3 separate regions of the Homo sapiens genome follow, and regions 1 and 2 are each linked to region 3. A link is an interaction called in ENCODE POLR2A ChIA-PET data of the cell type or tissue named here. Cell type or tissue: PC-9. All regions are shown on one strand. Each heading gives the region's core, and the rest is flanking DNA. Links, peaks and the distances in the headings are about the cores only.

Evidence for each region. ChIA-PET counts read pairs that join two places held together with the same protein. Peaks named below come from ENCODE experiments on the same cell type or tissue, not always from the same donor. Only the 100,000 strongest peaks of a DNase experiment are listed, where the experiment ranks them.
Region 1: POLR2A ChIA-PET joins it to region 3 with 13 read pairs; 2 of 35 experiments call an interaction of 5 or more read pairs at or near these places.
Region 2: POLR2A ChIA-PET joins it to region 3 with 13 read pairs; 2 of 35 experiments call an interaction of 5 or more read pairs at or near these places.

Annotation. Positions count from the first base shown.
Region 1 is chr3:182,914,248-182,919,728 of GRCh38, forward strand. It overlaps ATP11B (ATPase phospholipid transporting 11B (putative)), which reads left to right. Exons shown (of 30, transcript NM_014616.3): 30 at 3,776-5,481. The coding sequence ends at 3,857. Among named protein-coding and RNA genes, the nearest start is that of DCUN1D1, 64 kb to the right of the region's middle. In PC-9, for the core only: no CTCF peak of the experiment used is centred there; no DNase peak of the experiment used is centred there.
Region 2 is chr3:182,826,717-182,832,197 of GRCh38, forward strand. It overlaps ATP11B (ATPase phospholipid transporting 11B (putative)), which reads left to right. Exons shown (of 30, transcript NM_014616.3): 3 at 1,404-1,493; 4 at 2,956-3,036. Among named protein-coding and RNA genes, the nearest start is that of ATP11B, 36 kb to the left of the region's middle. In PC-9, for the core only: no CTCF peak of the experiment used is centred there; no DNase peak of the experiment used is centred there.
Region 3 is chr3:182,745,016-182,750,496 of GRCh38, forward strand. No RefSeq gene overlaps it. Among named protein-coding and RNA genes, the nearest start is that of ATP11B-DT, 46 kb to the right of the region's middle. In PC-9, for the core only: no CTCF peak of the experiment used is centred there; a DNase peak (open chromatin) is centred at 3,096.

The DNA.
Region 1 (5,481 bases), core at 207-5,206, 170 kb after region 3:
TCTTTCTAAAATGTGCTCAGTAGGAGTGTGTTTATGGTACTCTTTTATGGTTTGTATAACTTTCTTTTTTAAATTATACATATACTATTTCCTTTTTATTTTTTTAAAATTTTTTTGCTTTTTGTCTTTACAAAATAATCTCAACATAACAGTGAAGTCAAAGGCTTTCCTTTTCTTACTCTGTATGTATATTTTCCAGTTGGTTATTTGAGGCTTTGAGGTATTTATAAACACAAAAGGCTGTATTTCTGCTCCCCTACCTCTTCTTATGTCTGTAATGAAGTTTTGAAATGAGTCATGATTTTTAAGTTTCTTTTGCTTGGTATTTATTGCCTAATTAAAAGTGTATGAGTTAGAACAGGCTTTTTAAATTATGGAGTAAAAGAATCTTAGCATTTTTGTCCCCTCCTAAATCTGTTTCTTGAATGAGATTTATCACCATGCCTGCTGTTGTGCACCATAACGAAAAAAAACACCTTTTGGTAAACACCATTTAAAATTCATTTAAACTTGCAATGGATTTATTTATTCATACATTTCCCCAAGAGTTATATCACTATTTAGAGGATGTTAGGGGGTAGAAAGAGCTTTTTCCACACTTGGTGTTCTTTAGGTGAATGATACCATATTCTCAAAATCAGGGCAGCAGTACACGGTATGCATGGAGGTACAAATGGGCAGGGAGAGATGTTGGTTGCCATTGTCCCAAATGTGCTACATGAATATTAGCACTTTCTACATGTGCCAGGGCTTGGAAAAGGTTGGAAATTACCCCAGGAACAGGTTATAAAGAGTGAAGAAGGCACTACTCCTATCTACTGGAAAAAGGATTTTTATTATTTGGTTAGCTTTGTGTTTTAAAAAAATGATGAGTATGATATCATTCATCTGTTATAAAATTCAGGTAACTTTTACTGGTGAACTTGTTAGTTCTCACTTTAGCTTTAGCTTAGCCATGCCTTTATGATACAATTGAATTTATAAATAGCATTCTTATGTTAACATAATGTCTGTGGTTTCAATCCCCGTTTATTCTGACTTGATTATAACGTGATCTGAAATATTTCCATAATGCTGTGATACCATTTTGTAGTAATTTCATTCCACGTAGAAGGATGAGCACTTAAACTCTGGGACTTTGTTATGATTTACATAATTGTATTATAAAATGTGGCTCTGTCATGTACCTAGGCCAGCAAATTTCCCAAAGAGCTTGATTTATAATACTATTTTACCTAATAACATAGCTTCATTGCACAGAATCAAGATAGGAGTTAGACTAAGATACAATAGAACCTCTACAGAATTTTTTCAACTTCTCCTTCAATGGAAATTTCTCTTTAATGACAATATACGTTTTTGTTAATGATTTTTTTAAAACTAGAATTAATTTTAAATGAGCCCCAGATTTTTTCTGCTATATACATATATCCATTTTCTTGATATCGATTATGGTAATATGCCCCCATTATTCTTTACATAGCCATTTTGATGCAGCATTACCTCTTTTGAACCTGCCCCAGGAGTTATTGAATTTACTTTTACATGTTCTCTTGAAGGTAGCTATTATCATCTATACTTCTTTTCACTTAAAATTGCGCCATATTGTTTTTTTCTGAATTTTTTTATTCTCCTAATAAAATGTTTAACTTAGTAATTAATATCATATTAGACTATAAATGCCCTTCCAGGTTTCTCCAACATCACAGGTTATATTATTGGTTACTATTATTTTCTTACCCTTTTTCTCATGTGAATAATCTAGAAGGTCTTTTCAGACCTGTTCATTCTTTTCTAGGGGATAAAGTCATATAATAACACCAAGCTACCTGGTGCTTTTCAAGGGCTATGTGAAAATTGCCATAGATGCATCAATATTGTATTTAAACTTGCAAAGTCATTTTGATACATAGAGTTCTCTTTTTGTTTACATATAATTGTATTTGTGAAATGTGTTGGGCATTTCCATTGTGACTTTAGAGTAGCATCTATTCTATGTTTCTATTTCATGTCTAATTTAAGAGGTGGGGCAAGTCTGAGACTGCCATTCCAAGATGTAGAAGCCCTTAGCTGTGTGTTCCATTGACATAGTAAAGTCAAGAGTAATGGGCATCACTTGAGAAATGCCACCAGTGTTTTTATGTGACAGATTTCTTTGGTGATTACATTTGTACCATCCAGGCACAAAAATTTGACTTACATTTTATTAATTGATGTTGTCAATGAAGTATCCCATATTGCAAGCTCAGTTTCAAAGAGAGCATCATGGTGCTATATAAAGAATATGCCATGTTGCACCCTAAAGAGCTGGATTTTAGCAATAAAAGATTTTCTGTTCGTGTATTACTAACAGTTAAGCTACTGTATCCTCATCAAAACTATCTTCTAAATAGAAAGTAATATGTAGTTCAAGTGTTTAATGTTCTGTCAAAAATTATATTTAACATATGAATGCACATGTGTGCTTTGAAAAAAAATTTAAAATGAAGGAGACTTTACCTAATAAGATTATTCTGTGTAAGCAATGTGGAAAGAAGAAAAACTAATATAAAGTATTGGCAGTTTGGAATTGGACATCTGACTCCGGATAATTGGAGTACTGATAGCTGTTATAGTTAAAAGTTATAGTTAAAAGCATACTTGTCCCCTGTAAATACTTACTCTTTAAGAAATTTTCATCTTCTCATTTTATTCATTTATTCTGCAAATACTGGGTGCCCAATATATGTCAGACACAGTTCTAGATGCTAGGGAGACAGTAGTGAACAAGTCCTTCCCTAACCTAAGGTAGATACTGTTCCAGCTTTTCTAGAAACTAGTCGAATTAAAGTTGAGCTACATACAAACTTAGCATCTCTGGGAAAGAGAAAATATTTGACAAAGGTGAATTGGGGCCTTTTTTAACGCTCATCTCTTCCTGTAACATCTCTGTTTAGGGAAGGTGGGAACCCTGGAAAAAGTTACATAAAATGTATTTATTGTTAAATGTGTTTAGTCTCATAAGAAAAGCAGTCTTTCACTTGGTAATCCTAATACTGTCCTTGAACTAGGTTAGTCTATTTTAAGCATGGCAGGCTACTTTTGGTCTTGAGTTATTTTAGCTTAAATTAACTCAAGCTAATTTAAGTTTACAGCTGCACATAAAGTATTATGTAATGACTTGCTTTAGGGCCTTATCATTCAAACACCAGTTAACTTTTCCAGACCAGTAGAGGATCGTTTGTCCTTATTAAGTGAAAACGCTAGTGACCTACAGGTGTCTTTGATGCCTTTTGAATACATCATTCGCTACATTCAAGCTAATTATGCGGAAGTCTTTAGAATAGGATTTATAGCTGAAATGAAATGATCAATAATAGGAACATACTACTGTTTCATTCCAAAGCCTTTGGTAAGTGGGATTTGGGTTTGTTTTTGTAAACTGAACTTTTCAGTAAAACAATGTGCATAACTCTTAATAACATACTTCTTATTGAATTGTTAACACTTTAAAAGCAGCTCATGCTTTACTACATATAGAAACTGTTTTAATGCTAATGAATGTTTGAATTTTGGCTAATATTTTTATATGATGACTAGAGCATTATTTTTCCCAAGTTTTTATATAATATAAATAGAAAGTTTGGGCATTCGATACTAGTATGAAGAACCTCTCTTTAGTATTTAAATGAATCAATCAGTGATTGCATTTGGGTCCTAAGTTTTAGAGTAAATTTTTTTCTCAATTAAAACATAGGTCCTGGTGAGCCAAACTTTTCTCTTATTGTTACTTTAGATCATGGAGTGCATCGGATCCTTTCTATACCAACGACAGGAGCATCTTGACTCTCTCCACAATGGACTCATCTACTTGTTAAAGGGGCAGTAGTACTTTGTGGGAGCCAGTTCACCTCCTTTCCTAAAATTCAGTGTGATCACCCTGTTAATGGCCACACTAGCTCTGAAATTAATTTCCAAAATCTTTGTAGTAGTTCATACCCACTCAGAGTTATAATGGCAAACAAACAGAAAGCATTAGTACAAGCCCCTCCCAACACCCTTAATTTGAATCTGAACATGTTAAAATTTGAGAATAAAGAGACATTTTTCATCTCTTTGTCTGGTTTGTCCCTTGTGCTTATGGGACTCCTAATGGCATTTCAGTCTGTTGCTGAGGCCATTATATTTTAATATAAATGTAGAAAAAAGAGAGAAATCTTAGTAAAGAGTATTTTTTAGTATTAGCTTGATTATTGACTCTTCTATTTAAATCTGCTTCTGTAAATTATGCTGAAAGTTTGCCTTGAGAACTCTATTTTTTTATTAGAGTTATATTTAAAGCTTTTCATGGGAAAAGTTAATGTGAATACTGAGGAATTTTGGTCCCTCAGTGACCTGTGTTGTTAATTCATTAATGCATTCTGAGTTCACAGAGCAAATTAGGAGAATCATTTCCAACCATTATTTACTGCAGTATGGGGAGTAAATTTATACCAATTCCTCTAACTGTACTGTAACACAGCCTGTAAAGTTAGCCATATAAATGCAAGGGTATATCATATATACAAATCAGGAATCAGGTCCGTTCACCGAACTTCAAATTGATGTTTACTAATATTTTTGTGACAGAGTATAAAGACCCTATAGTGGGTAAATTAGATACTATTAGCATATTATTAATTTAATGTCTTTATCATTGGATCTTTTGCATGCTTTAATCTGGTTAACATATTTAAATTTGCTTTTTTTCTCTTTACCTGAAGGCTCTGTGTATAGTATTTCATGACATCGTTGTACAGTTTAACTATATCAATAAAAAGTTTGGACAGTATTTAAATATTGCAAATATGTTTAATTATACAAATCAGAATAGTATGGGTAATTAAATGAATACAAAAAGAAGAGCCTCTTTCTGCAGCCGACTTAGACATGCTCTTCCCTTTCTATAAGCTAGATTTTAGAATAAAGGGTTTCAGTTAATAATCTTATTTTCAGGTTATGTCATCTAACTTATAGCAAACTACCACAATACAGTGAGTTCTGCCAGTGTCCCAGTACAAGGCATATTTCAGGTGTGGCTGTGGAATGTAAAAATGCTCAACTTGTATCAGGTAATGTTAGCAATAAATTAAATGCTAAGAATGATTAATCGGGTACATGTTACTGTAATTAACTCATTGCACTTCAAAACCTAACTTCCATCCTGAATTTATCAAGTAGTTCAGTATTGTCATTTGTTTTTGTTTTATTGAAAAGTAATGTTGTCTTAAGATTTAGAAGTGATTATTAGCTTGAGAACTATTACCCAGCTCTAAGCAAATAATGATTGTATACATATTAAGATAATGGTTAAATGCGGTTTTACCAAGTTTTCCCTTGAAAATGTAATTCCTTTATGGAGATTTATTGTGCAGCCCTAAGCTTCCTTCCCATTTCATGAATATAAGGCTTCTAGAATTGGACTGGCAGGGGAAAGAATGGTAGAGACAGAAATTAAGACTT
Region 2 (5,481 bases), core at 210-5,209, 82 kb after region 3:
TGTTGCTATTGGACTAGTCTTTCCATATCCCTGGGTCAGATAGGCTTTTGTGGGCTTTTCTGGGAACCTAACTCTGTTTATAAGGTTGTTCATGTGGGAAACAGTGTTTCAGGTCTCAAACAGCTAATTAAGAAGTGAACTTTTGACAATGAAAATCCAAAAATTAGAGCCATCTGACATGACACTAGGTAACGTAAAGTACCTCTTTGGAAATCTTGAATTGGTCAGTAACCATTGAGGCCTCATTGCCTGAGATCAGGATATTATCTCAGAAAAAACCCGTTGTCAACCATATTTATTTATTCATTAATCTATTCTGCAAAATATTTGATCTCTACCTATGTGCCAAGGAGTAGTATATGTGCTAGAGATAGAACAGTAAATAAAATGATATCCCTGGCCTCAGGGATCTTATATTCTTCTGGGAGGATGTACATAAAGTAAACATTCTATAAATCAATTTCCCTGTTTCATGTATGAAGTTATGTTGTGAGTTGTAACACAAATAAAATTTGCAGCATATTATTCTGCCCTTGTAATACAGCATTATAGGTTTTTGAGCTGAGTAATAATAATAAGCACTTTTATAGCAATTAGTATGAGCCAGGTTCTGTCCTAAGTGCTTCTTCAGTATGTTAGCTGATTTAATGTTTATAGGAACCCTATAAGATATGATTAATATTATCCTCATTTTATAGAGGAGCAAAGTGGGACACGGAGAGATTAAGTCCAAGGTCATTTAGTGAGTATTACAAATTAAGATTTGGGCCACCACAGTTTAACCCCAAGCATCTATGCTTTTAACCATTGTGCTATACTATCTTACCTTTTAAAATTGATATTGTGACAGATTTTCGTATCCTTTATGAAATTTTCTTGGTGGTTATCGCGGCGATCACTTATCTAAAGCATTTCTATTTCTTTAACATTCTAGGTTATTTCCTCATATTTCATACTAAACAAACTATTTCCTCTGTTTCTGATGCTAAACTAACTAAAATATAAATTGTATCTAGTATCTGCATTTCTATCAACTCATATTTATCTTTAGCATTAGGTTTAGTTTTGTATACCAAAATCCAAAATAAGTTATTAAAATGTTGTTTTAGATCTGCTTTCTCTAACTTCTAAAAAAACTGGAATTTAGTAGCAAAATTGTTGGGTTTCAGCTTATTCCATTTTTCAAAATTAAGCTAAAATTGCCAATAAATAGTAAAAGGAAGAAAAAAGGGAAGTAGAATAAAAGTCCTGAACTCTAAAAGCCAGATGGTTTCTGTAGCATATAGACTTACAGAATTTTGTCTAAGGGGTTAGTAAAACCGATTTTACTTTACTTCTTAATATTATGTCTATATACTTGATATTATTTTTAAATATTAATTTATTGATCTCTTTCTTTTTAGTACACTGTGTGGAATTTTGTTCCAAAAAATTTATTTGAACAGTTCAGAAGAGTGGCAAACTTTTATTTTCTTATTATATTTTTGGTTCAGGTAAGCTTTATTACTCAATCTTAAGTTTGTAAACATAGTTTCTAAAAATATGTCTTGGAACAAAGAAAAATTACATTGTGTTGCTAATCATTTGACCATGTGACCATTTTTTCTGCAGTGCTTCTGCATTGTATTCAGTGAATACAATGATCTGTCATATCTAGATTTCTAAAAGAAATAGCCTGTAAACTTTAAGATCAATTGTATATTGTTTCATCAATAATGTGCTGTAGTACTTAGATTAACCATAATCTTAGCTAAGAGTGTAACCTAATATCTTTCAGATATTCTGCCTCAGAACATAAATGTTTAGGCTTTTAATATATAGTTCATATTTTCGGTACATTTCTGCCTGTGGAATCATCTTTGTACAAAGTAAACTTTTCTTTGGCTTTTAATTTTTTAATTTAAATTTAACTTAAATTTAAGTTATTTAATAAGAATTGTAATTTTTAAGTATCCCTGTGGGTGAAGTTTTTTTTTTTTCCAGGAGACTGTTTTCTTTGCTTAAGTCTGTGTTTATTATAGGCTGTTAGACAGTTTCTTAATTTTCACCTTGTGCTTAAAAAAATTATATATGTATATAAAATCAAGAGAACTTGAGTATAAATCAAGATTTTAAAATAGTGATGGCCATTTTCCTTTAAAGAAGTTATTCTTTTCCGATAAAACTTGGCAATTTCAGTGTAGCATCAAATATATAAACTCTGAACTCTTCTCTCAGTAGAACCTGGGATTTCAAATGAAAAATTGAAACTTGTCAAATAATCATTTTAATGCTTTAGGAAACATTTACTTTTTAAAAAGAAAAAATTGCTTTCTTTCATGAACAGACAAGGAACTTCTGATTTTCTGCCCATAGACCGTTCGCTTGGCTTTCTTGGAAAAGCAAGAAATGTATGCTAACCATATCCACGTAACATCCATACATTTGTGAAATCACTAGCTAAGATGAATTCAGCTTGTCCATGGAATAGAACAAATTTAATGGGCCTATCCGGAGTAAAGGAACATCATTTTCCTAGTTATCCACCTCTGGCTCTGTTGGATGTAACAAAATCACTTATAGAAAAAAATTCTTTCCATAGTCCCATTCCTAGTTTTCTTTCCCTAGTGTTGATATCATTCTGAATCCAAGGGTAAAAATTGCTGACAGACTCTTCAGCATTTATCAGGATGTGCAAAGAAATGTGAAACGAGATCTGAGTAGCTGTAGTTCCACTCCTTGGCGAATATTGAAGAACTTTGTGTTTAAACAGAGTTGCTGAGTCCAGTCTAGCCATGTATGTGGATAGGCAATAGATTTAAATAGTCTTCCAACCCCACATAATAGCCAACAAAGTGAAGTTGTGAAATCGTGAACTAAAGTATACTCACTGTGTAATGTGAAATTTTAGATGTTAATAGTGTGATGTGCACAATATAAAAATATAATATTCTGTATTCTTTTTTATAAATCTAGCTTATGATTGATACACCTACCAGTCCAGTTACCAGTGGACTTCCATTATTCTTTGTGATAACAGTAACTGCCATAAAGCAGGTATGAAATACTTTCTTTTTTTAATTTTCCTCTAAGTCATTTAGAAGTTGCTAAATATTTCCACTCCAAAGTAACATTTATTGTTGTGAAAATAATTTCCATAAGAAAGCAGCAAATTTGTCTGATACGTAGTAAAATTAAACTGAATTAGCCACTCTGTTATATTTCAGGTACCTGGTGACTCATGGAATGATTAACATCGTTAAAATATGTAGTTCCCTTGACAGAGCTAGAAAGCATCCAAAAACAAGTATTGTATATGTATAAACCATTTATATATGAAATAGATTTCTTAATTATAATCATCTTTGTAGAGTTTGGTGATATTTAAAGGAAATACAATTCAAAAGAGATATGTTTATAGAGAGCAGGGTATATACTTCTGGTGTGAACATTTGTGAGTAAAAACTATGTAGTTCAAAAATTAGGGTGTGGTAGCACATACCTGTGGTCCCAGCTACTTGGTGGGCTGAGGTGGGAGGAACGCTTGAGCCCAGGAGGTAGAGGCTGCCCTGAGCCGTGATTATGTCACTGCACTCCCACCTGGTTGACAGAGTGAGATCCTGTCTCAAAAAAAAAAAAAAAAATGTATAGTCCTTTTCTGCTGTTTACAACTTTCTCTTATGAGTTTAGTTTTTATGTATTTTCCCCCTGGGGAAATATTTTCAATCAGAGCATGAATTGACATTAAAATCTAGTTACAGAGAAACAAGGTTATTAGATAAACATATAGAATAAGAAGGAAATTCATAGAAATGTCCTGTTGATTTAGCTACTACTTCTCAAAAAGGTCTTGGCAGGGTTTCAGTTATACAGAGATGATTCCTTCCACCTGCAAGAGAATTAACTGAATTTTCTCAGGCAAATGTGAATTTTTCATTTTATAAGATGTAGGGATAAGGCATAAATTGACATGGAAATAAAATTGACAAACATTTTACAGTTCTGGGATGAAGTATATTCTTTATTGCATACATAAGAAAGATAGAGGAGCCTATAGATTAACAATTAGATTATGCATCTACATGTCAGAGAATACTAGGCCACAGCTCTAAGTTCGATTTTACTTTCTTCACTTTTCCATTGGAGATTAAAATGTGTGTATATCAGTCGATATGCATTTAAATCACTCCATATAATTATTCACCTGATGAATATTTACTTTGATGAAATAAATGACAAACAGATGTCATTTATTTCAACAAAGTAACATGTTTGTCCTTTGGACCTCGTTTCTATATATACTTTCACCTTAGGTAATTTCATCCCATCCAGCAGAATGAAGTTACCATCTCTATGATGATGGTTCCCAAATTTATGTTTATCCTGAAACTATTCTTTGAACTCCAAACACACATGTACAACTGTTTGTACAACATTTCAACTTTGTCATCTCACAAGAATCTCAAACATGACTCGATTTTTTTCCCCCTCAAAAACTATACTACTAGTTCTTGTTATTCTGCAGTTTATTAAATGGCACTACCATCCAACCACCGCAAGCCTTGACATCATCATCCTTTGACTGTTCTGTTTTATCCCTACCTTCAAGATCTCCCTCATTAGTCCAAGCCACCATCATCTTTTGTCTGGACAATTGCATTCTTTTCTGAAGAGTTCTCTCATTTCCGCTCTTACTCTCCTATGGTTTTCACAGAGCAGCCAGATTGATCTCTTAAAATCAGATCACACTACCCTCCCACTTAAAGCTACTGAACAGTAGCTTTGCATCACCACTTTGACCAAAACATGTCTTTTCAGTGATCTACAAAGACATAAAGACGTACAGAGTCTAGACCCTGGTTCCTTCTTCATTTCCTACCATTTTTTTTTTTAAACTCACTGTGCTGCAGCTACACTCCTCTACTTGTCCTCGAACACAGTAAGCATGCTCCTATCTCAAGATTTTATGACTTGCTGTACTTTCTTCCTGGAAAGTTCTTCTGCCAGATAATTGCATTCTCAATTCATTTTACTCTATACTTAAACTTTGACCACCATGCCACTCTTATTTCTTAGTCTGTCCTTTTTTTCCTTCATATCATTTATTCTTTTGTTCTATTGATAAAAGTTGGTATTTTAGTTTATCCGTCACTTTCATTTGAATGTCTAGCTCTACGGTGCCAGATAATTTATTCTATATACCTGCTTATTTCCCATTAGCAGAACAAGACCATGCACATATTGGGCCTTCAGTAGTTGTTTAACAGATGAATAAATGAATGAATGAACTTATTGGATATTTTTAAAGCCATGTAAAATGTTGCAATACCTCTTGTCCTTATTTCCCAATGTATATTTGGCCAAATATGGACTGCATTTAACTGGAATATGATACCATTAACTGAGTTGAAAAAAAGTTGGTGAATTTTTATCTACAAGTAAGAGTTTAATATAATCATAATAATAATTGACAATCAGTCTCCTTCCAAAATTGGTTTAAGT
Region 3 (5,481 bases), core at 362-5,361:
GGCAGATCATGCGGCCAGGAGTCCGAGACCAGCCTGGCCAACATGGTGAAACCCTGTCTCTGCTAAAAATACAAAAATTAGCTGGGCATGGTGGCGCATGCCTGTAATCCCAGCTACTCAGGAGGCTGAGGCAGGAGAATCGCTTGAACCTGGGAGGCAGATATTGCAGTGAGCCAAGATTGCGCCACTGCACTCTAGCCTGGGCAACAGAGTGAGACTCCGTCCCCCCAAAAAAAAAAAAAAAGTGTATATATATATAAAATGTGTGTGTATCTATAAATGTGTGTATATATGTAAAATGTGTGTATATATATGTGTGTACGTGTATATATAAAATGTGTGTATATATATAATGTATGTGTGTATATACACACACATTAGATATATGATGTATATGTAGTTCAAATTTTCCTTCAAACCAGTTGTAATCTCTTATTTGTTCCTTTATTAATCAATGAGTTAAATAAAATTTTTGATACATGTTCATTTCATCTCTATGAAAGTCATGATTTTACCTTTAAAAAATGTATCCTTTATCTTTTAGCAATATACCAATATAAACACATTGCAAGATAGAGCTCTAGTGATAAAGTTTCCTTAGCTTCGTGGAAAGCCAACCTTGCTTCTGGCTCTGACATTTTGTGACACAGGAGACTAGGGTCACTAGGGTGACCTTGTGTGCTTTGAAAGGCACCTTAACTTTATGTCAAATTTAAATTTTAGGAGGGAGCCAACAAGAGAAACAGAAAGAGCTGTGGAACTGACATGATCATATTCAGAGCAAGAATAGTTCCCAACACCATCCGAGATTGTGTGGAACACCCAGGAATCAAATCCCAGGGGTTTCCTTCTACCAGGTTTCTTCCCATATTCCCCTAAATCTGACTGGGAACTCTTTATTCCAGAGCCCCTCCCTTCCTTTTTTCTTTTTATTTTTTATTTATTTATTTATTTTTGAGAGAGAGTCTCCTCCTGTTGCCCAGGCTGGAGTGCAGTGGTGCGATCTGGGCTCACCGCAACCTCCGCCTCCTGGGTTCAAGCGATTCTCCTGCCTCAGCCTCCCGAGTAAGTGGGACTGCAGACGCGCACCACCACGCTCAGCTAATTTTTGTATTTTTAGTAGAGATGAGGTTTCACCATATTGGCCAGGCTGGTCTCAAACTCCTGAGCTTGTGATCCACTCTCCTCGGCCTCCCAAAGTGCTGGGATTACAGGCGTGAGCCACTGCGCCCGGCCACACCTCCCTTCCTAAAGGAGAACATGCCAGATCAGCAAGTACAGGTATCCAGCTGCTGAGGTTTGTCCCATCACCTAGACTAGTTTGACAAGTCTTTCTGGGTTTAAAGAAGTGCGAGCCTAAGGGAACTGGCTTGTAGGAGCAAAAGAGTGATGCTGAGTTAAAATACAGCCTCTTAAATGATGAATTATAGAATTCTAATACCTGTTTACTAAATGATGTTCCCCAAACAATTAATACCTATACCTATCAGTTCTCAGACTGGAGTACCGGCAGCCACCAGCAGACCCACACCTGATCAACTGAGAGCATTAACTCTTTCCTCTTCCCTTTAACTGAGCTGAGAAAGGTTGCAATTTTTCAAGGTGAATTTTAATTTGTGAAATTCAAACTAGTGCTGTCTCTTTAGCAGTCTCTCATTAGAGCTGAAACTCAACTTTCAGGCCCCGTTCTTCTTGTACCTGATAGTGCTTCTTCCGTGGAAGAAACAGACCTCAAAGAACTGTGCAAAGGCCTGGCCCAGAATAACCTGAAGCTTTTGAAAAATGCAGGCCTCCATCCTTGATCCTCGATCATCCTTTTGAATAGCTTTAAGGACCAAACTCTGTGGTTAACACAAATGTAGGAGAAATAGCCCATCAGGAGCCAAAAAATTTCCCCAGGTTAATGCTATGTAGAACACTGTAGTTGAGTCGAACATTCTCCAAATTCTTCCCGAAGTACAAGAGATAGTAACAGTTAACATTTATTGAATGTCACTATGTGTCAGCCTCCAGCATAAGCCCTTTACTGGTGTTTACCATATCCTAGATGAGTCGATTGTAAAGGCTTTGTAAGTATTAGCTATCATTAACGCACCTGGAAGGGTTGTAAGGGTTAGAAGTGGCATATAGCTAGTGCCTGGCACATAGCAGGCACTCAGTAAATGTTTGCTAATATTGGTTTATACAGAATGCTTGAAAACTATGACTTTTAACTGGAGTGATTCTTTTATCTTACATGGAGAGATGTACATAAAGATGATAGTAACTATTTATCTCCAGTGAGTTGTAGCAGAGACTGGATTTGTTTGTATGGCCCTGAGGAAAAGATTTTTTTTAAGTTGGTATACGTCATAAGGAGCTGGTAAAAGGAAAGAAAAGGAGAGAGAAGAGAGAAAAGGAAGAGCAGAAGAAGGAAGTTAGGAGGTACGTTTAGAAGTGATGAGCTCTTAGGTATCTGTGGGGCTGTTCTGGAAGGGGCAGGACAGACTTTTTGTTTGTGTGTGTGTGTGTTTTTGTTTGTTTGTTTTTGTTTTTGAGACAGAGTCTGGCTCTGGCTCTGTCACCCAGGCTGGAGTGCAATGGCGTAATCTCTGCTCACTGCAACCTCCACCTCCCGGGTTCAAGGGATTCTCCTGCCTCAGCGTCCTGAGTAGCTGGGATTACAAGCACCCGCCACCATGTCTGGCTCATTTTTGTATTTTTAGTAGAGATGGGGTTTCACCTTGTGGGCCAGGCTAGTCTCAAACTCCTGACCTCAAGTGATCTGCCTGCCTTGGTCTCCCAAAGTGCTGGGATTACAGGCGTGAGCCACCGTGCCCAGCCAAGTTTTTGACAAGGATAATTATAAGGAGAATTCAAACACCAAATAAGCTTGCAGATCAAGGAAAATTTTACTCTAGCCTAATACCAAGTGCCGTCTCAAATCTACCTGGATGGCTTGAGATATGAGAGTGAGCACCATGGAGATTTTTCAAGGGCCTCCAGCTTCACAGGACAAAGAGTTTTACAACAAATGAAATGCTGATCAATTAAGAAAAGGATAAGGGTTATTCCTGAATAAACAATAGGTAATTTCCACACCATTTATTTTTAAAAGCTCCTTGGAATTAGCAAGAGAGTGAACTTTCCCCTATCAGACCAACATTCCTGAGGCCAGTACTAAGTTACTTTTTTTTTCTTCCTTTCTGTTGTCAGAGGACAGTGGACAATATTTGTAAAGCATCAGGTTCCTTTTCCTCTGTTGATGGAACCTAATGCTTTCCGAGTATTGCAGTGATGTGGAACCAATCTAAATGCCCATCAATGACAAACTGGATATGTGTGAAAATTTTGTATATATATACCATGGAATACTATGCAGCCATAAAAAGAATGAAATCATATCTTTTGCGGGAACATGGATGAAGCTGGAGGCCATTATCCTTAGCAAACTAAACAGGAACAGAAAATCAAATACTGTAAGTTCTCATTTATAAGTGGAAGCTAAATGATGAGAATTCATGAACTTAAAGAAGGTAACAACAGACTGGGCGTGGTGGCTCACACCTGTAATCCCAGCACTTTGGGAGGCCAAGGCAGGTTGATCACCTGAGGTTAGCCTGGCCAACATGGTGAAACCCCGTCTCTACTAAAAATATAAAAATTAGCTGGGTGTGGTGATGGGTACCTATAATCCCAGCTATTTGGGAGGCTGAGGCAGGAGAATTGCTTGAACCCGGGAGATGGAGGTTGCAGTGAGCCAAGATCATGCCACTGCACTTCGGCCTGGGTGACAGAGTGAGACTTCTTCTCAAAAAAAGGAAAGAAAAAGAAGGGAACAACAGACACTGGGACCCATTTGAGGGTGGAATGTAGGAGGATGCAGAGAAGCAGAAAAAATAGCTATTGGGTACTAAGCTTAGTAGCTGGGTGACAAAATAATCTATATAACAAACCCTCATGAAACCAGTTTACCTATATAACAAACCTGCACATGTACCCCCGAACCTAAAATAAAAGTTAAAAAGTAAAAAGCATTATGGAATTTGTTAGTTAAATAAATGTGAAAATGAAATTCTTAGAATATGCTGGACTTTTTTGTAAAATGAAGAATTTCTCCTCCTGTAATAAGGAATTCTACACCTATAGACATTTTAAAAATAAAACACTTGACAAATATATAATGATACTTTTATTATCAGTCAACATAGTCCTTGACAAAGTGAGCTTCGTTATAGAACTGTTTTTAGGAAAAAAAAAAACAGAGCTTAAAAAACAAAATATATGTTAACTGGATAATATGTATTTCTGTAGGCTGGGTGCAATGGCTCACGCCTGTAATCCCAGCACTTTGGGAGGCCGAGGAAGGTGGATCATGAGGTCAGGAGTTCGAGACCAGCCTGGCCAACATAGTGAAACCCCATCTCTACTAAAAATACAAAAATTAGCCAGGCATGGTGGCACGTGCCTGTAGCCCAGCTACTTGGGAGGTTGAGGCAGGAGAATCACTTCAACCTGGGAGGCGGAGGTTGCCGTGAGCTGAGGTAGTGCCACTGCATTCCAGCCTGGACAACAGAGTGAGACTCCATCTCAAAAAAGAAAAAGAAAAAAAATATATATATACATATATATATTTCAATAAAATATTTTACAAAAATATGATAAAAGTTTATTGTAATATAATCAGATTTCTGATTTTCACTCAATTTAAACCCAACCTAATGGCAAATGCAAACCCTAATAAGGCATTTTGTGGAACATCATACAGTTAACTCACCAACAGATACCTTGGTGTATAGTATGGTATAGTGGCTAAGTGAGTTGGCTTAAGAGCCAGACTGTCTGGTTCAAATCCTGACTCTATAACTCAACAGCTATTGACCTTAGGCAAATTACTCAAACTTTAATGCTTCACCTCCAAAATGGACATAACCAGTATCCACTTCATAGGGTTGTTTCAAGTTAATAAAAGGAAAGCACAGGCATGAAGTAATTGGCCAGTCAATGTCAGATACCATTGTTATTAGGACCGATTTTTTTTTTTATACAGGGTCTTACTCTATCACTCAGGCTGGAGTACAGTGGAGGGAACACAGCTCACTGCAGCCTCAACCTCCCAGGCTCAAGTAATCCTCCCACCTCAGCCTCCCAAGTAGCTGGGACCACAGGCACGTGTCACCACGCCCAGCTAATTTTTTGATTTTTTTGTACAGACAGGCCCTCAGGATGATGCTCAGGCTAGTCTTGAACTCCTGGGCTCAAGTGATCCTCCTGCCTCAGACTCCCAAAGTGTTGGGATTACAAGCGTGAGCCACTGCGCCCAGCTAGGACTAATATTAAAGAAAGAAGAAAACACATTACTCTTCAGAAAGGTTGACTGAGATGCTAAGTTAAAATACAGAGCCACAAATGAGCAACTGTAAAATCTGAATGTCTCTGTACTAGATGTTCCCCAAGTAAAAATACGTATGTTGGCATAAAAAGCCAACATTGTATTTTCGG